Regions from separate parts of the Homo sapiens genome. Here region 2 is linked to region 1. The links are chromatin loops, found by intact Hi-C in ENCODE. Cell type or tissue: GM12878. All regions are shown on one strand. Links, peaks and the distances in the headings refer to the core of each region. The heading gives the core; the rest is flanking DNA.

Region 1 (10,417 bases), core at 1,849-6,848:
CAAAGTCTTCAGTGCCTTAATCCAAAATTATGTGAGAGCTTTGTCTTTCAATCTTCCTCCTGGGGTTTGTCTTTGTCTTTCAATCTTCCTTCTGGGGTTTTGCACAGGACCAGTCATAAAATATATGCTCAAAAAATGTTTGTTGAATGAATAAATGAATGAACTGCGTAATGCAGGCACAAAGCAAGTCTGTGAGAAGGTAGGTAGGTATGAAGATAGCGGAGAGGGAGATGTGGTTACGGTTGTCGTGCTTAGAAACACTTTTCAATCTCTCAAATTTTTCCAGAAATCCATATCTAAAGCTGATCCTTCAAGAGGTGTTATAATATTCACTTTTATTACTGTCACTCAAGATTATAATACACTCGTTGATTTTAACCCTTGTTATCTGCCAATCCCCATTTCCCAACTAAAAAATTAGAAGCTCTTCTCTTGTCAACTAGATATTAAATTCTAAACAATCACAAATAATACAGAAAAGTCAGCACCAAAATTCTGGCAGAAGCAAAACCACTGGTACCTACAGCTAAAAATGTGAAAGATAGGGCCAAAATCTAGATGATGATGATGACGAAGATGATGATGATGATGATGATGATGATGATGATGATGATATTATAAATAAAAAGACACTTTGACTCAAGTTTTTTCACTTTAGATCATGATATTTTGGGGTAGTCAAAACAACTGACACTTGCATACTTTTAGTATTATTTCAAAGAAGTCACAATTTCATGTCCTCATTTTCTTCTCCTTAACCCATTTGAAGAAATGATAAAACAACACCATCAAACTAAGTCCCGCAAAGAAAAAAAAACTTCTCTGGGAATCTTGTGCCTTCCTCATTTAGTCATGTTACAGATTGGGAATTGTCACTTGAAAAAACAGTAACTTTTTTTTTAGTATTGGTGTTATTGGCAATATATTTCATATCAATTAAAATTTTGATTGGTCTAAGTTTTTATTTTTTTAAAATTTTAAAAATAGCTGCTGAAGAGAACGTTACTTTTCCTCACTCTTCACATATTTGTGTTGTCAATAATATTCTTCCTTTTTATTTACTTAAAACACTTTGATAATGTTTCTAAAGACGCACAATATTTTTCTTATCCCTTACTCCTATGGGGAAACATGTTTAAATCTTCCAGCTAGAATTTCTTCAGCTCACTTAAAGAATTTCACCTTCTCAACACCCTTGCATTTAACTTAATGTTTTTCAGATTTCCAAACTCTATTACCACAATGCTATACAAATAACCATAGTTCAAGGGTCAGCAAAAGGGACCTATTAGGTGAAAGGTTGAATAACTTGAAAGAAAAGAGTTCCAATTTTAAGAAAGAGGTTTAGCAGGTTTGGGACCTCTTGTGTGCTGGCGCGACTCCATCCATTCTTATTTTGGCTCTCCATCACTAAGGTGTTAACTTTTTAGCTGCTGGGGATTTGAGCTTTATTAGGTTTTCTCCTTCCATTTACTTATTAAGCTTGAGGAAACATTACTTCATGGCCAAAACAATATTTCAGATTTTATGAATCAGCTTGCCTTAGGGAAAGATTGAGTTAAATTTGTACCCTAAATTTGTTCTCATATTTATAACCAAATTAATTCTGTAAACATGATTCTTAAAAAACACATTGAATCGTTCAGGTTAAAACAGATGTTACTCATCCATATTTAAAAAAAAAAAGCCCTCAAATGTGATTCTTTATGTGTCTACTCAGAAGGAGAAGGAAAGAAAACAAGCATATTCAAGGCAAACGAAGGACAGAGCCACAGTTTAATCACCACATTTAGATTCTTCTCTTCCTCTTCCTTCTTTCTTTGAGATTTCGACAAAGAGGAGAAAAAAATTTTGCTGAATCTGTTTTTAAAGACTAGATGTCTTGCCCATGACTTTGAATGGAAAATAACTAGCTAACAAGTTGTGAGAGAGCCACAGACTAAAAAGAGAAACAGGCGCGCAATAGGTTTTTACAGAGATGAGAACATGGAAATTTGGCACCGATAAATGTATTCACCCATTCATTCATCTATCTATTCATTAGGCAGTTATTAAGTGAGGCCCCCAAATGTGTAAGACACAGTGCCAGCTACAATAGGTGACAGGCTCTAAAGAAAGAGTCCTAGGAGATTGGGTGAATATAAGGTGAGAATTTATTTTACATGGTTGAGTCAAATGGACCCTAAAGTACAAAAAAAGTTTCTTATTTTTAGTTGTATAAACCAGGGCTGTAACAAGTATTACAGGACCACTATCTAGGTTAAAAAGAATGTAGAATGAGATTACCCAGGTTAAACCATGGCCTAGATATGTACATCCTGGGTTTGCACCCCCAGACGGTCATCAGCTCTGCCAATTTCTACTTGGGGTTAGAACAGGAGCAGCCAGTGGCCCCTCCGCAGCCTCACGATAATCCATGGGGCCATGACTAAGTTAGACAATTAAGTCATTGTCACCACTGGGTACATTTTCATAATACAGTTTAACAGTAGAGAAAGTTTCTCTCCACCCTACAAGCTGAATTTTCCTTTGACTAACCCCAGAGATACAGGATGGTGACACTGGGGTTCATTTTGTCCATCCAGAAGACACCTATTGTGTTCAGACTTTTAGAGAACATTCTGAGTTACACTTTACATGCCCTTTCTCACTTTATTTTCTCACTGTATTACAAATCCTTGTGTTTATGTCTGTCTCCCCTTTATAAGTACCACTTAGGTATATGGGCTTCTTTAGGGCAAATACACTGTCTTACTGCTTTTTTGATCCTTGAATCTTAGCACACAATAGTGAGAGAAGTTCAATATCTTTAACTGTATATGCCCCAGAGGAAGTAGACAGCAACTTTATAAAAGGTTTGGCCGTCTAAGGTAACTTCAGAATGGAGCGTGCCTTATGAGTATCAGACAGAAGCGGAGTGTTGGGGCCATGCCTGTTCAATGGAATCAGTGAAAATGCAGGTCTACGTTCTCTTGGTTATTCTAGATCTCATCAGTCCCCAGAAGGTGTGCGCTCAGCTTGTGCTTACCAGACATCACCAGGCTATTATGCAGATGGAAACCTGCTGGAACAGTGTTGGTCAAACACTTTTCTGAGAGGTCAGTCTAGGATCAGACGTCGGGGAGGTAAGATGAGAAAGACTGCAGTTTTTCCAGCACTATCTTCTCAGAGTGGCCAGGGCAAACCTGACTAATGGAGGAACTTCCAACAGTAGGCGTGGGCAGTCACTCCCCAAGAACCAAGCCCAGCATTTTAACCTTAACCACTGAAGAGGAAGGAGCAGCTATTACCAAATGTACAAGATGACCTTATATTTACCATGAATTATATTCCTGGGGAAGGCATTGTAGTTCAAAAGGAGGTGAGGATAATCTGATTTTCCCATGGAAGCAAGGCTTTAATGGGATTCTGTGTCGGTCCAAGGGTCTACTGCTTGAGGACTTACAGAAATGACAGCAAACACCACATTTAATTAAAAGCATAACACACCTGAGTGCTATAAGGTGCAAAGCTTTCCAAGGTGTGCGGAAGCTGTTTAACTGGGAGCGTAATAAGAAGTTCTTTAACTTTTATCCGATTGTATTTCTTTAAGAAAGCTCCTGCAGAGGATAATGGAAAAACATGGAATTTAAATAAAACATTCAAAGTTGACGATGGCAGAGAAGCTGTGCAAGACAAGCAGAGACAAAGGCATATCATGGTGCAGAAAACCCCAGCAATACCATAGGCACAATGCCCACTGCAAGAACTGCAAGTAGTGGCACAGATGCAGTTGGCCACACAGTTGATATGTAAATCACAGTCTTAAGCTTAAGAAAACCATAAATAAAAGCACAAATAATATTCATCAGTGAGAGCCCATGAACAAGAAATCCAGGCTCCCCAGTGCTCAAGTTAAAAGATCACTGTTGGCAGGGCACAGTGGCTCATGCCTGTAATCCCAGCACTTTGGGAGGCCACAGTGGGTGGATCACCTGAGGTCAGGAGTTTGAGACCAGTCTGACCAACGTGGTAAAACCCCATCTCTGCTAAAAATACAAAAAAATTAGCCTGGTGTGGTGGCGGGTGCAGATAATCCCAGCTACTCGGGAGGCTGGGGCAGGAGAATCACTTGAACCCAGGAGGCAGAGGTTGCAGTGAGTGGAGATCGCACCATTGCACTCCAGCCTGGGTGACAAGAGCAAGACTCTATCTCAGGCCAAAAAAAAAAAAAAAAAAGGAAAAAAAATCACTGTCTACTTTTTCCCTAAAAGAGAGAGAAAAAAAAGGGGGATGCACAAGAGGGGGAAGAAAGGAAGAAAAGGAAGGGAAGGAAAGAAAAAGGAAGGGAAGAAAATTAAAAGACCCTCTGGCTAAACATCCCAGGTTCCTACTTCCTAGCAAGGGTTTCTTTGCTAGAGTTTCAAAAGAAAGAGGTAAATGAAGTGTGGGGAGAACACAGAGGTGTCAGATACATTTCCATAAAGCTGTGTGTATTTTCAGAGTATTAAGCTTAATGTGGTGAGTGCAGTGAAACAGAAAAGAATTTCAGACTTTAGAGCTGTTAGTAAACAAAGCTAAACAAAAGATGAAAAAAATTTGCAAATGTGGTGAAGACAGTTGAAAGATGTCACATGTTTCTCTATCTCTAGTGTGGTTTCAAAATAGACTAAGAGGGCCAGGTGCGGTGGCTCATGCTTGTCATCCCAGCACTTTGGCCAGGGTGGATGCATCACTTGACGTCAGGTGTTGGAGACCAGCCTGGCCAACACAGCAAAACCCTGTCTCTACTAAAAACACAAAAATTAGCCAGGTGCAGTGGCGTGTGCCTGTAATCCTAGCTACTTGGGAGGCTGAGGCATGAGAATCACTTGAACCCAGGAGGCAGAGGTTGCAGTGAGCTGAGATCATGCCACTGCACTCCAGCTTGGAAACAGAACAAGAGTCTGTCTCAAAAACTAAAAATAAAATAAAAATTAAAAAAAGAATAGGAGCAGAGAGAGAGAGAGAATCAAATGGATGTTTCCTATAGATTCCAGTTGGATCAGGAATCAGGAAAGCCAATACAATTGAATCCTTCCTTTTAGATTAATAAATCAATATTTGTCCAAACTCTTTGAAACAGATGATGTTTTCCCATTAAATAAGTAGGACAAATTATAAATTATATGAGACAGTAAACATTCAAAAATAAATACAATACTATAATTTAATTTCTTAAGTATATTTTCCACTTAGGTTTAAATCGTGTGTCCTTATGTGTGTGATCTTTCCACCTCTGTCACTACTTTTATTCTAGTCTTTGGAGAGAAAGGAAACATCCCGTATGGATGCAGTCTGGCTTCTGAATCCAGAAGGCTCACATCAAGGATGATGCTGCTATATTGTTGTACCAGCATAAAAGAAGACATCCAGGTGGTGTTGGCAAAATTACGCAAGAGGTTAATTTCCTCTTCCTCCTGGACAGACAGCCAGTCTGCCTCTCTCTTCTTCCCTTGAAGTTGGCTGTGGCCATATGACAGTGATTAGACTAATAGAACTTAAGAAACGTGATGTCAGTCCTAGGCAGACATGGTCAACAGAATTTCAGACTTTGTATCTGTTAGTAAACAGAACTAAACAAAAGGTGAAAAAACTTTGCAAATGTGGTAAAGACAGTTGAAAGATGTCACACGTTTCTATATCCCCAGTGTGGTTTTAAAAAAGAGTAAGAGGGCCAGGCGTGGTGGCTCATGCTTGTCATCCCAGCATTTTGGGAGGCTAAGACGGGTGTATCACTTGAGGTCAGGTGTTCAGATTGTTCAGGAACAATCCTCCATGCCCTTTCTCCTGCAGCAGCCCTGGCACCTGCTGAAGAAGTGAGAGCCACATGCTGGAAAGCACCAGGGCCTCTGACAGACTTCTGGAAGGACACCACCTTGGAGAAAAGTCTACTTCAAACTTATGTGACTGACAAAGAAATCATATTGTATGAAGCCACTGACATGGGGAAGAATTGCTATTTACAATAGCCATGATCACCATAAACAAAGATAGTCACCCCAGCAATTCTCCTTGTCTTTTCCCCCTTTTTTACTACCAGAGGGTTTGGGTCCCTGGTGCACATAAACCTGACGAACTCCAAGCTACTGAGCCTCCTCACTGTTGCCAGGCACACACTCTCATGTCTGATGCCTGCCAGGTAGGCACTGCATGTGGCAAAATCACTTTTCATAGTCCTCACAGCATCCCCATGATTACCATGTTAAGATCAGTGAAATGAGATGAAGAGATACAACAGACTGTGTAGTACAGACCTCTAGGAGACACAATTCACATCTAAACAATGCCTTCTAAATTTGCTCAGTGTACAACCTGCACAACCAAATGTCAATTGCTAGGTAATGTCAAGAGGAAATCTCTTTATCTGCTGTGATATCTTTCCCATCTTCAGTTCCTAGCAATTGTTCTCCGCTTTCTCCTTCCTGAAATCTCTCACTCCTTGGGAAGTTTCTATCCTATTAAGGAGCCTTGTGGCACAACTTTCTTCCCACCATAAAGTCTATTTGCCGCTGGGTTGCTAGGGTCAGCTCTGCCATGCCATCTAAAAGCCTATAATTCACTGAAATGGAGTTTCTCATTTTTTCCATCCATTAAAATTAGTTTCTATTTATCTGAAGCAAAAATTTCAGTAGGGGATTTATTAATAACTCTCATCTAACCTAATAAAGATCTTTCAGATAAAGACTGTGGACCAAGCAGGAGGAAGGCACAACAAAAATTTTAAAAGTAGGCATGTTTCACTTAAATTATCAAAATTTTAAAAGAATGAAAAAATGAGACATGACTTATCTGTGTTAGCTCACTCCAATTTCTGAGGCAATCGACTTCCCCGTTATCTTCTACAGACTTGGCCTCTTACAAAGTTTCTGGAAATTTTCCCATTGGTCACAATTATCCTCAGTGTGTTAGGGCCATGCCTCATTGCAAATTTCTCCTACATGATATGAGGGTTAAGGGGGGAAAGACATCCCCTCCTGTAGGAAAAAACAAAATGTGTCAGCTTGGCATTTTATTTTAGGCATTGCTCAAATAAGAACTGTATATATTCCAACATAAGTTAAAAGGTTCTAGTTTATTTAATTGCTATGATTAGGAAGGTGTAGTTAAACAGAACCACACTAAGAGAGAGTATGCGTCATAAAAGGATCAGAAGGAATCCTATGCTGGGCCTCTGGCTGCTGGGAAGAGTCAGGGAACAGCAGCTCCCATCCAAATTCTCCAGCGCCACGCTCAGTGGCGGGAGATTGGAAAAATGACCGTTTGTCGACAGGCATCTGGAAAATGTATGCTTTGTTGTCAGAGATCACTAGAGATAACTGGATGGATCATCAAGGTTTCCACTAGGTGAAGTGCTCAGTGTTTAATAACAAAGGAAAAGGGAAATGCATGAGAAATATTAAGTGATCCTCTTACTTGGATATGACAAGGCTTTACATCAAGTTCTCGTTTAACTGTGTTAAGCAAGAAAGACACTGAAATATTTCTTTTTCCCTCTTCTTTGTTAACAAACTGACTGAACTGCTAACATTTACTGAACACTTACTAAGTGCCAAATGCTACACTAAGTTCTTGGTAATCATTATTTCATTTAATATCAGTCGATCAAACAATGTTTACTGAGAACTTACTATGGGAGAGGTAGGCAATAATGAAATGCAAAAGGGGAATAAAAGAAAGATGCAGTTCCAGCTCTCCCAAAGCTTGTCAATATAACTGGGGAAATAAGATGTATAAGCACACACATGGGAAGAAGTACACATTAATATATTACTGAGTGACAATGACTGGCAGGAGATGGAGGGAAAAACCTGGATGGATGGTTCTGGCCAGTATATAGAACCTTCCACATATGAGAACTTTGGAAAGAACAAAAGTAATCAGGTGTGAACGCAGTTGGGGAAACAGTGCTCCCCGCAGAAGGCTCAAATAATTATGGAAGGTCTTGAACACAAGTGAAAAAGCCAATGATTATCATTATGCTGCATAAATTCACAAACCTAGACCGTAACTTTCAACTTTTCACGTTTTCCCTTTTTCCCACACACAAATTTACCATATAATTTTTTTCAGTGATATATTGACTAATATATATACACACACACACACCAGGAGTATTTGTTTCCACATTTGGCTATTTCTAAATATAAAATGAATCAGATCACTGTCTATGTTTTCCTTTATTTTTAGCCTAATATACTACTTATCTGGAAATCTTGAATTTAAAAATATATATCCAATTTTTAAAAATCGCTAGATATTTGAGACCCCAATATAAATCTTTATGTCGTACGAGTCAGCTTGTCATGACAGTTTTTTATTTCACTTAAATGATGGTATGAGCCGGGGTGGAGCTGAGATTCCCATCACTATGTATATAATTAGGGAATAGGTGTGTGTTAGGTAAATACCTTATGTATATATGACTGAATTTCTAATTTGTTGTATAAAAACGAAAACTCTTACCTTGAGGGATAATTACTACAACTTCCCTGTGAGAATAAAATACCACCAAGCAGCATACCTCAGGGAATAAACCTGCATCACACTTTCATGAAATCTGCACACAATACGGGTCAGATGGTTAATGAAGCCATAAACTATACTATGTCTGAAGTACTAAACATCACCTTCTGCAGTTGGCCTCTGTGGTTAAGAGAGCGGAAGATGTTTATTACCAGAAGCCACCCCTCTCGCCTTGGAAGGCACATTCAGAGCCAGCTCTTTGTAAATAAACATACAACCTTTGCAAAGGTAATTTAAGGCTGTGCCTTAAAGAAGATCCTAAGAATGCAGGCGAGAGAGAAGGAAGATAAAAAATCTCATGAATAAAGTCGAAGGCTGCAGGCTAAGGTGGTTATTAAGTCCCAAGCTGTTTTTCCTTCACTTTTCCTCACCACTGAAATAAAAACAATTATTGCTATGATGCTCTAAAATTAGAACACATTTGTCGTTTTTAATGGCAGCTACACTCAACTTGAGCTCGGCAGTAAAAGCAGAGAGGCAAAGAAAACACTTGTGCCCTGGGCCTGCCCTCTCCGGGTGTGGCAGCCTAGGGGGAGAAGTATCAGCCCACCTGAGTCTGGGTTTGTGCAGAAACTTCCCTGGCGGAAAAGGCGTCGTAAAAGGGGTTTAAGAAATCCCACTGGATGCTTTCCCAGAGCCTTGGTGTTACGGCGCTCAGCTCCAATGCACAGACTGCGCTACGAAGGCGCCCTGCGCAGGGATTGGCTGCAGCACCCAGGTAGGTGAGCTCCATTATTCTGGGTGCCACCTTCTAGAGAACTCTGGAAGGCTAAACAAGCTCATCTCCTGCCTTTCTCTACAGCTACGCGGAAAGACTTGCCTAAATAATGAATTACTAACGACCGAAAGCCTTTGTATTACTTTAAGGGGAAAAAGTCACAATTTGTGACTGGAGTTAGATTACCAATGTGAAATGGCCATTTGCGGCTTTTATTCCGAAAATGGAAGTGATTCAACCTCCTCCAATCCATGTTTTCTTCCATTTATTTAGGCATCTCAGCCAAAAAAGGTTTGGCTGATCCCCTTAATTACTGAGATAATTGCCTTAATTCTTTCTTCACTTTACTAATGTAGCTCCAGCTTTGAATCTTAAGCTTTATCCATTAAATCCTTGTAATTGAGAAAAAAAAAAAGAAAACTGGGTTTGACCTGATGAATCCTAAACGTTTTAACAATGTGTTGAAGAGCCAAAAGAAAGATGATAGATAGACAGATAGAGATAATTTAATCATATACTTGAAGTAAAAATAGATTTTCAAGGCAGAAATATTTTCACACATCTCCCAACACAAGATTTGAGATTGCTCAAATAAGAAAATTCATTTTCTATCAAGTAAATCTTTGATTGTAATTACAAATAATTCAGAATTCCACCCAGGGTATGTGTGGGGGGTGTGTGTGTGTGTGTGAAAGCTTAGGCTGAGGGATGTGGGTTATGAGAATCGAGAGCTGTGGTTTTACATCGTCCCTGTGTTTTGCACGTATTTGTGGATCACAAGTCTTCCTTGGCTGTGAATTCTCATTCACTCTCCTGCCTTCTACCATCATGCAGCGAAGGCTGTTCCAGCCAGGGATGCTGAGAGACAGGGGTCATCCTCTATTCTATCAGCCCACTAGCCTCCCCTCCTTTTCAGAATAAAGTAGCAAACTGCTGGCTTTTAGTGTGGCCCCTGTGGCAATTCTGAGAAAAGGACCAGCTTTCGTTTTAATGTGATTGTAAAATGTCTAGAGATGCTTAGCTATAAGGCACTATAAAAGTTTAAGATATTATTGTTAAAAGGACACAGTAAGGCTATTCATGGCAAAGGTTCATCCGAGTGCAAAAGCACAGGGGCTGAACAAGTAGGAGGAGAATTCAGGAAGGTTTCTGTTG
Region 2 (10,417 bases), core at 3,100-8,099, 170 kb after region 1:
TTTTCCAGTAATACAGAAAATAATGAGTTGGCTCTAATAGACTTGACAACATCATTCAAAATATATAGAAAACCATATTTGTATGCATTAAATAGCTTGGATTCAATGCCAAATTTAATTTTTCCACATTGAATGAAGCTGGCATATTTTCAACTGCCAATTATTCATATAAGCACATTCTTACTGCACTTTAAAGAAGAAAAAAATGCAAAACTCTCTGAAGGCAGGATTGGGTCATCTTAATAGATCCAAGATATTGATCATTTAAGTGCTCAACAAGCAGCTGCTAAATTGAAAGGCAAATACTAATGTTCTTCATTTCACCAAACTGCCACTACTTTATATCTTCCCAACATTTTTAAAGTATTTTTAAATGCTAACATTTCCAAAGGTGGATGCCTCAAAATTAGATTTCAAGCACTCTAAGCACATGTAGAAATGCATCATCCAAATTAATTCCTACCTATTTAAAAAAAAAAAAACTTTTTCTGGAAACCTTAGAATTTTTGCAATGTTAAGCAAGTATTTATAACAATGATTAGCTTTATGTTCATGACCACAGCTCTTTTAGCTGACGAAACTGATCCAATTTGCTAACAAGTAAGTAAACTTGGAGAGAGGGGAGGGAGATGATAGGTAATAAGTTTTTAAGTGCCTGGAAGAAAACAGAGACGCTTTTTAAATAGAGTTTCTTTTTAAATGAGCAAAACCTATATGGTATTTAGATGAAACAACAAATTAGGATTGAAATGCAGGTAGTTTGCAATGTTTGAGGGAATAAGTGAATTTACAAGGTACAAGACCTTTTTACATATTAGAAGCTGTTAACTTGAAAAGCCTTAAGAAACACTGAAATAATCATTCCATCTTCATGGAGAAATAAGGAAATAAGTTTCTCAGAATCCTCAATCCTTTCAAAATTCCCTTGCATTTTTCCAAAGGAAAGTTTAAAAGTGAGATCTTGACCTTAGCTTCACACTTCTATGATAGAACACCTCTCGCCCTCTTGTCTCCTGACAGTCATGGATGGCCATAAGAAGTTTAATTTGGTAACTAAATGGTGAATGTTGATCTGCTGTGAGGTAGACTGGGCAATATTTTAATAAAAGTAGTTAAATGCCAAGATTTTGAATGATCACACACACATACAAGAACTGAAAGAAGCCTCTTCCTATAGCACCATCAGTCTGTCTTGGTGGTATGAGGACATGTGTTCTTGTATGAGAGGGATGTATGTGTGTGGCACCACAGCCATCTTCCAGGAACTACCCTTCCTAAGCACCCATGGGAGAATATAACTTACTTATCCACTACTGCCAAAAAGAAACCTCATCAGAGAGACTCAAGAATTTTCTCTGGAGAATATTGTGTTGTAACTTGACTCCATTGAGCCCCACACATAGAACAGAAGACCCTTGAACAAACTGGTAGCCGGGTTGTTAAATAGTCACTGTTATCTGCGAACAATCACTTATTAAGTAGATTTTATTTTATATATTATTCCACCCCCATCGTCTGGAATAATATATTGTTTATTTTGACACAGGACAGTATGGATGAATATCTCATCACAACAAACTTTGGAACGAGTTCTTTAAAAAAAATTCTAACTCTTCCTTGTGTCTGGGGACATGCAGGAAATGTACACTTTATCTCTGATGCTCATGTTAACCATGAAAGGGAGGGGCATTGCCCTGATTCGTAATAGGAAATTGACATTGAGATAAATTAACTAGACCAACATCCCTCAGCCAGAAAACAGCCAAATTAGGTTAGGGCCCCATCTGTGATAAAAGCTGATATATTTCCACTACCTGATGCCACCTTCCAAATGTGACCAGGATACACTTCCCTACAACAAATTCATCTGAGCGAATCATAGAATTTTAAAGGTGTTGGAGAGTTTAGGGGTCATCTCATCATCCTCTCTGGTGAATCAAATTGTTCTCAAACTCGTGTCCTGAACCAAATTTGTGAGCATGACAAATCTGGTCCCAGTCCAGTGTCCCCAGTCTGTGAGTGACTTCACCGTCCACTGGGTAATTCCAGCCAGAAACTGGGGGACATGTTCTAGAATCTTAAACCTGACTCATCACCATATGCTGTCAAGAGTGTCTCCTGAGCATCTCTTCATTCTGCTCATCCTCCCCACCAGGCTCTCAGGCAGGTAATGCCCATCCTCTCTTGACTGGTTTACTATCATAGCTGCCCCCTGCTTGACCCATTTCCACTCTTGGTCTCTTCCACCAAGTTCTTGACAAATCTTTTGCCAACCCAAATCTGATCACGCCCCATCCCCTTACCATATGCCTCCCTCTGCAGCCTTCTCTCACTGCAAGCTGCCCTTGCTCCTCCCTTGTACGTCCTCCAGTCCTGTGCACTTCCCCACCTGCCTCCCTTGCACGTTCCCTTTGCTCTGCCTGGACATTAAATTATCACGTCTCAGCTCAAGACATAGCTCTCCCTCTTTTTTGCTCACTTTTGAATCCTCAAAACCTATCACAGTTCATGCTGTATGGTGGCTAGGTTCCATGAATATTTATTGAATAAATCCTCCTCCATTTTATAGATTTAAAAAATTGGGTCCTTTGAGGATAAGTAAATGTCTCAAGACGTCAGCTGGTTAGGAACAGAATCGGCACAGAAACCCACACCTCCTCACTCCAAGTTAAGTGCCCCTTCCCCTTGGTTCCCCTTCCACTCTTGCCAACAGACACACGTCTGCCCTGCTCCTGTTTCCCAGGTGCCTCATGGCCCACTGAAGCATGCATATTCACAAACTATATTTAGAAGGCACAGCACAGCCAATTCTTCACAGAGCAAAGATGCCACAGACTGGAAGACTCCATCCTCAAAGTCACAAGTACAATCAACAACTCCGACTTCAAAAAATGAATCCTCAATAACCCCCTGATCCAGACTTTCCTTCATCTTGGCAGGAGGAGGATCTTACCAATCTGCCACCATCCAATCAATTATTGGGTTCAGCAGGGAGGGAGATGATAAGTGTGTCCTTCTCACACACAATAGAAATTGAAATTAATCTAATTAGTTTGAAGGAGCACTTCAATGCCACAGTGATCAGTACTAGATGTAGAGATGAAAGATGGAAATACAGATGAAAATTGATGGTTATTTTCTGTGTAGTTTCAGGTTGGAGGTAATTTTCGAAGATTTGTTTTGTCGTTAAGATTCCTTACACTGATGAGACCCAACTGCTTAACTCTTTAAGCACTTCCAGAGAAACTCGGGAATGCACACACCCGCCCACACACACACACACACACACACACACACACAGGCACACACATGACTACATAACAGGTAGATAAAGCTTATGCAAGTTGCAAATATAGCAGTTTTAGCTTCTATATCTCTTCTTTAGCATTGTGACTGTAAAAGAAGTGATTTTTTTTCCGTGTAAAATATTTAACCAGGATGACCAAGATCAAGTTGTTTGGTGGCTTGTGATGAATACTTGGGGTTACACAAATACTGTTTCTGTGAGAAGACTACCCCTCTCAATGAATTTCCAGTACCTAGGTGTGGTTTATGGATCTCCCATCAATGTATTAAAAATGGGATGTGCATTTGGCTTCTGTTTCCAATTAATGTGGCACTTTCAAATATTTCAGAAGGAAGCTATCGAGACATTATTAAGAAATGGTGACGGCGTTTCAGACAACTAAAGTCAAACTCAGGAGAGAAAATGCCAGCCACTGTTTAATAATAGTTTGTCTAATAAGATATTCATATTATCATATATGTCCCATCATAGAGGATAGATCTTAATGTCATTTTAATATTTTTCCTACTAAAATAAAATTTTAATTAAGGCTAAAGATATATTGCCTAAGGTAAGCTAAACTGTTTAAAATTATTAACTGCTTGAATACTTGTTGCTATACTACAAGCTTCCATAAAAGAAAAGAAATTAAGTACTCGAGGGATTAATGCAATTTTGAAAGCTGCACCCCCTCCTCCCTTCTTCTTTTAGATACGCCTAACTGAACCATAACTGTTTTTCTCCACTCAGCCAGACTCCAGCTTTGTGGCTTTTTTAATAACCTGGCTTTTCAAGGCCCTGCTCCGGAGAGCTTTTTCATTTCTGCCGCACTACCTACAAGCAAATTTCTTCCAGTTGCTCAACAGTCGAATGCCTCCCTTTCTTCGTTGCTGAAGCATTTCATTGCAGTTTCATTGACAGGGTGGTGTTCTGTTACAGTGGAATCAATAGCTCAGCGCTTCCCAGCACACCGATTAGCTTGTCAGTCAGGGCCTGGGGGAGGTAGTGTAAATCCCAGAATACCAGGGGCCAGGGGTTTGCAAACGGAGGAATGCACACAGGCCCCGTGGTTGTCTACCACCTGTTGCTGTGCAACATGTGCAGAGTGAATTAACTTTGTTGCTGCAACATGCCTTAAAGGTCAACTGCAATGGAAGCCTTAAGCTTTTGGAATATTTTAACTCATTACAAAAAATCCACCCCTCCTGATTTGTTACTGGTTCTGCGACAAAAAAGGGAATTTATTCTTTGAGAGGCTAAGTTTGACAAACAGGTTGTCGAATGTGGGGGCTTAGTCTAATCTGGAAGGGCATGGAGGGGAGGGCAACTGGTTTCTTATTTTATTTTTCAAAGTAAATGGCCTGCCTGCTTCTTGATTACACATTAATGGAAAACAGTTTCCACAGTTAATGTGAGCATGCTGTGGCTTTCCGTGTGGGGCGTGTGTGTGTGTGTGTGTGTGTGTGTGTGTGTGTGAGTGTTTCTTTCTCAAACTTCTAACAAGACTTTTTTTGATAACTGGGGAGTCATCGGTTTGTTTTGTTTTTGTTTTTTCTTCTCCAAATGTTGGACAAACACGATAATAAAAGAGTAAACAAAGAAATGCAAGATTCATGCAGAAGTTATTATGCATAACTTCTTGGACCACACAACAAAAAGAGGTGTGAGTATTCGAGTTAATAGGGGATTAAATGATTATTGTCTATTAGGAGATAATTACAAAGAGACGTGACTTCAATATACTAAAAAGAAAAGTTTTCCGGTTTCACCGTATAATGCTGTGAAAGCAACAACTTCAAGTGTCAATGATGCTTCCAGTCAACCTCAGGAAATCTTTTGACAGATATTTATTATCCAATGCCAGGTCACCCTAGACCACAAAAGGAAATTCTGTGCTTAGTACATCAAGACACTATGGGCTGAGAAAGGTTTGCTTTCAGCACTTGGAGTTTTCTCACGAAACCGCCTTTAAACTCACCACAAACCACAATGTAAACCAGTGCGCTTCAGATATGACTTGTTAACCTAATTCCACCAAATTAATTCACCCATTTTTAAAAGGATTTCTAATGATGCAAACAAAAGCTCCAAAGCCATGAGAACACCCATTTGAATTCAAAGGTTGGCAGAGAAAATATTAATGTTTTGAAAAAAAATACGCAGAAGGAAAGCATTGAATTCTACAGTGGCCAATGTAATTTTACCCCCAAAAAAGTTATTTACTGAGAAATAAATGTGTCCATTTCAGAACAGAGAAGGTATGTAGCACCCCCTGACTTCATTTCCCTGCGGGGGAAAACAAACGTGTATTCTAATTTAAAGTGGTTGCTTGTCTTTCTAATTCTAATGTGCAGTTGCTAGAAAAATATTATAGAGAAGTTTAATTCTTATACACTTTTAAAGATGTGAATATGTCTTTCTGTTCTTTCCATCCTTAGTTTTGTCAGTATGTTTAATGCCATGGGTATTTATTGCCCAGCAACAGCACACACGCCCCTGTAGCTAGCAATAGAGGGTGTAGTGATATAATGCAAAGAAAATCAAGTCCATGGTCCCTGGACTCCAGTCCTCTAATTCAGCAACACATCAAGTCATGTATAGCTTAGGAAGAGAAATTCATTCCCAGTAGTTAGTAAACATGACCACTCCAATACCATAACTTGGTACTGCATTGCCCAAAAATATACAAAAATATGCCTTCTTCTCTACAAGCTTACTTTCTAGCTTTGCACACACTTCCAGAAAAAGATTTGGTTATTTTAAATCAAACACAGCTCCACACTTTTGCAGAACCACAACCACTGGAGACCTGAGTGATGTTTCTCCTGGTAATGTCCAACTATTTTTAATAACTGCTTTTTCTGAAATCCCGCAGCTACCTTTAGCAAATGAATTCAGGACCTGATACCAGTAACCCCTTAAAACTCTGCCACGAGAAAAAGAAATTGAAGACAGATACACATAAAGAAAAATGAGTCATCATGCCATTGTGATTCCATCTCAGAATTTTCTCTAGCAGTTCTCAGATCCACCCACAATACCCTGTGGATTTCAAGGTGGACATGTGACAGGCATTATGTAGACAGATACAGGATAGGATAGATGTGAGAGCTGAAACCACGTTTACAAGAAATGGGGAAACTACATTTTCCATGTCTTTACCAACATTCTGTTAAAATTTGTGTTTTCAGTTAAAAGCGTCTAGCTGTGTACACTGCCTTTATAGTCACTACGGCTCTGTGTGAGTGTAACTTAGTTTTATTTCACAAGTATGTGTGAATAGCTGCTCCTGCCATCTCCTAACAGGGGACTAGAGTCAGCTCCCACAGAGTAAGAATCCTCTGCTGTCATGGCGTCTTATTAAGCCCATACATGATGATACCTCGCCGGAACATTCCAAGCGATGTTTTAACTCCTCCCTACTGCCCAGCACCTGCTTCACATGCACCCGAGCCAAAGGTTGCTGCAGTCCCCATGCTCGTGGTAGCCCACGCTGTACCAGCCCACACACAAAATTATGTTCATTTGCAGACAGGCAGACTTCTCTGGTGAATATCCAGATGGGCCCCTCAAGATCAAATAAACTCACACTAAGCTATGAAAGAAAGGTTCTACTGATGCTGCTATCACCTCAACTTCCGACATTGTTTGAAAGAAGCAAAACAAGATGGTTGTACAGGGCACTTTCTTCCCCAGAACCTGACAGGCACGGTCAAGTTGTCTATTTTGCTTACTTCAAAGAATATTACATTTGAAATCTGTATTATTATTAGTACTTATTGTTCAAAGTATATTGGCATTGCATACATTTTGTAGATAATGATAATTGTTTCTCTGATCTGGGACCCAACCGGACATTTTAAATAGGAGTGGCTACAAATAGATACATCTGGAACATATAAACATTCACCAATACTTGCTTGGTTACATGACTTATACCATTGCATAAAATGTTACAGAACTGAGGTGATTAGAATCAATCACCCCTGTTGGATGGGATTAAAATCTTATCTAGCTCTTTACCACTGGAAACCTTGCCATACCAGGGACACTCCAGGCTCAAGTAATCTGCAGAAAACCTATTACAGTGTCTATTACATTATATTTTTATTTCACTCTATTATATTCTCAAAAAGAGTTAACATGAGTTATAGCTCTAATACACCAAGATAACATGAAAATTAGAATAAATAGGCAAGGAGAACAAGTGAGAAAGTCAAGAGGGAAGTCGAATGTGTCTGGGCATCATGTAGACGGTACAGCTTGGAAGTAGGTCAGGTGACTATGAAGTTCTCTCAACTGCCACCTGCAAAGGTCTGAGGGTGACCTTGTCAGCAAATTCAGACAAGGAATAAATAACTAATCATTTGGGAGACTGTAGCAGACACACGAGATGAAAATTTATTTTGCCACCCCAGATCCATAGGAAAATAAAGTGGGCGGTACTTTTCTTTCTTCTGTTGAAATTGATATATAAAAACATGCTAATTACATCAGATTAAATATAAATTTTATTTATTCAATTATCTGAATGACTTAAGACTGAATTAATTTTGACTTCAATATTATAATCAGCTTTACATTAAGCATTGCGAAAGTGAATTTCTCATCCTGTGTAACTTTCTTCTTTTCATTAACATATTTTCAGAACACTTGCTTTATATTATAGTTTGTCAGGAACAAGATACACATCTGCATAATAATCATAATTCTACATGCTTTATTCAGTCAGGTAACGATTTCCTAATTCTTAGAGAATCTTCTCCAAATTCTTCCAACGGATCATACACACTCACTTTCCACCTCCATGGGCAAAACAGAACTTGCTTCACATTTTATTATTTTGTTTAGTCATCTGTCATCTGGTAGAAAAAGAGAGAGCACGAGCAGCAGGGAAGAGGAATGGAAAGGATGGGAAGAGGAATGAAATTTTGGGGGAGTGACAAACTTCACATGGATATTCACAATATTTATTGGTCCATGCACCTTCAGAATTTTTTCATTGAATATCAAACATTCTAGTAAATGCCTAAAGCTACTCACTCTAATATCAGTTGTATGGTGATTAAGAAGGAGCAAAAAACTGGGGGATCATGGGGACCGAGTGTTAAATTTTAACCTTGCTACTTAGTGAATCTGCCTTAAGACCTGCGGTCTGTTACTTACTCCCATTTGACTTCAATTATGCCTCAACTATTGAACAGAGACAATAGTATCAACTTTCAGCGTTATTACTAGAATTAGAAATAATATAATAAGCACCTATAGTAAGTGGCTGGAACATGTTAGGCACTCAATAAAAAGTAGATGATATTAAATTTCCTGTTCAGAAATAAACGGTATTACATTCCCAGAATTAAACTGCTGTATAAAAACTTATAAATTAATTTGCTAATTCCCATGATATTTAGAAATTGTGTATTGAGTCCCAATGCCTTTAAAGATGGTCCTGTACAAACAGGGGAACAACAGACACTGGGCCTCTCAGAGAGTGGAGGGTGGAAGGAGAAAGAGAATCAGGAAAAATAACTAATGAGTACTACACTTAATGCCGGGGTGACAAAATAACCTGTATGACAAACCCCCATGACACAAATTCACCTATATAACAAACCTGCACATGTGCCCCTGAACTTAAAATAAAAGTTGAAATAAATAAATAAAGATGGTTTTAGTAACAGTATCTTAAGAACACTAGAGAGTCATATTATCCAGGTCTTATCAGGGGACCCAGATGGGATCACCAGGTTGTCAGTACAAGGAGACTAGCATGCAAAGGGAGAGGCAAGATGTTTATAAAGTACCTCTTATTGAGTGTACACCTCAAAAACACCAGGCCAAATGATGTATATGCATTACCTAATTTAATACAACACATCTACAAGGCAAGTACTATGGAGATAGCCACTTTAGAGCTGAGAAAACTGAGATACTGGGTTCTCCAAGGTCTTCATCACAGTCCAACTCTGGAGCACATGCTGCTAGCTCCTGTGACAGGATAAATATAAGGAGCAGAACTACAAATCAAGCCTGTGATATAATAGGTATAATGTCGATTGGGCAGATGGAAGAAGAGATAATGCAGAAATTTCAGCTACATAAGTCAAGAGACAGCCAGGCACTAGCAGGTAGAACCAGGCAGCTCAGGAGCTCACTGCATGGACACTGGCACCTGGCAGGATTGTGCTGTTGGTTTCAGGACCAAGGGCAACTTCTCAAAGGGACCAAGCTGGGCTAGAAAAATGGGCACATTCTAAATGTAATTTACAATCTATGTTTTTGAAACTGAAAAACACTTTCTCAAAAAGAAAACTTTAACACAGATCGTACAAATGACCAATGAGCACATAAAGAGATGCTTAATACCATTAACCATTAGGGAAATGCAAATCAAAACCACAGTGAGATACTTCACACACACTTAGATAACTACCAAAATAATGGACAATAGCAAGTGTTGGAAGGGATGTGGAGAAATTGGAACCCTAGGAAACTGCTAGCAGGAACGTGAAATGGTCCAGCCACCATGGAAAGCAATTTGATGGCTCCTCAATGAGCCCAGTAGAGAATTTCCATATGACCTAGGAACTCCACTCCTGGGTATATTCCCCAAGGAACTGGAAACTGGTGTTCAAATAAAAACATTCACAAAAATGCTCATGTTAGCACTATTCACAGTAGCAAAATAATGAAAACAACTCAGATGTTCATCAACTCATGAAGGAATTTTTTAACATGTGACATATTCATGGAATGGAATACTATTCAACCATAAAAAGGAATGAAATTTTGATACATGCTACAAGGTGAATGAACTTCGATTGAAAACATTTATTGTAAGTAGAAGCAGTGAGACATAGAAGGTTATGTATATGGCATAATTCCATTTATATGAAACATAAAAAGTAGAGTTGGCAAATCCACACAGACAGAAAGCAGATTAGTGGTTGCCACGGGCTGGTGGAAGAGGGAAAATGAAGAGTAACTGCTTAATGGGTTTGGGGTTTCCTTTTGGGGTGGTGAAAATGTTCTCGTGGTGATGGTTGCATCACAACATGGTAAATGCAGTTAGTGTCACGGATGGTAAATTTTATGTTATATGTATTTTACCACAATTTAAAAAACAGAAAA

Evidence for each region. Peaks named below come from ENCODE experiments on the same cell type or tissue, not always from the same donor. Only the 100,000 strongest peaks of a DNase experiment are listed, where the experiment ranks them.
Region 2: a loop joins it to region 1, with 2.6 times the contacts of the local background. A loop is called at or near these places in 1 of 110 quality-filtered maps.

What each region holds. Positions count from the first base shown.
Region 1 is chr15:95,860,019-95,870,435 of GRCh38, forward strand. No RefSeq gene overlaps it. Among named protein-coding and RNA genes, the nearest start is that of LINC00924, 430 kb to the left of the region's middle. RefSeq lists an enhancer at 4,414-4,673. In GM12878, for the core only: no CTCF peak of the experiment used is centred there; a DNase peak (open chromatin) is centred at 4,583.
Region 2 is chr15:96,032,526-96,042,942 of GRCh38, forward strand. The region is part of intron 1 of LOC112268156 (a long non-coding RNA gene); the gene reads left to right. LOC105370998 (a long non-coding RNA gene) reads right to left here. Exons shown (of 4, transcript XR_001751688.2): 4 at 10,098-10,417. Among named protein-coding and RNA genes, the nearest start is that of NR2F2-AS1, 290 kb to the right of the region's middle. In GM12878, for the core only: no CTCF peak of the experiment used is centred there; DNase peaks (open chromatin) are centred at 5,196 and 6,306; H3K27ac peaks cover 631 bases.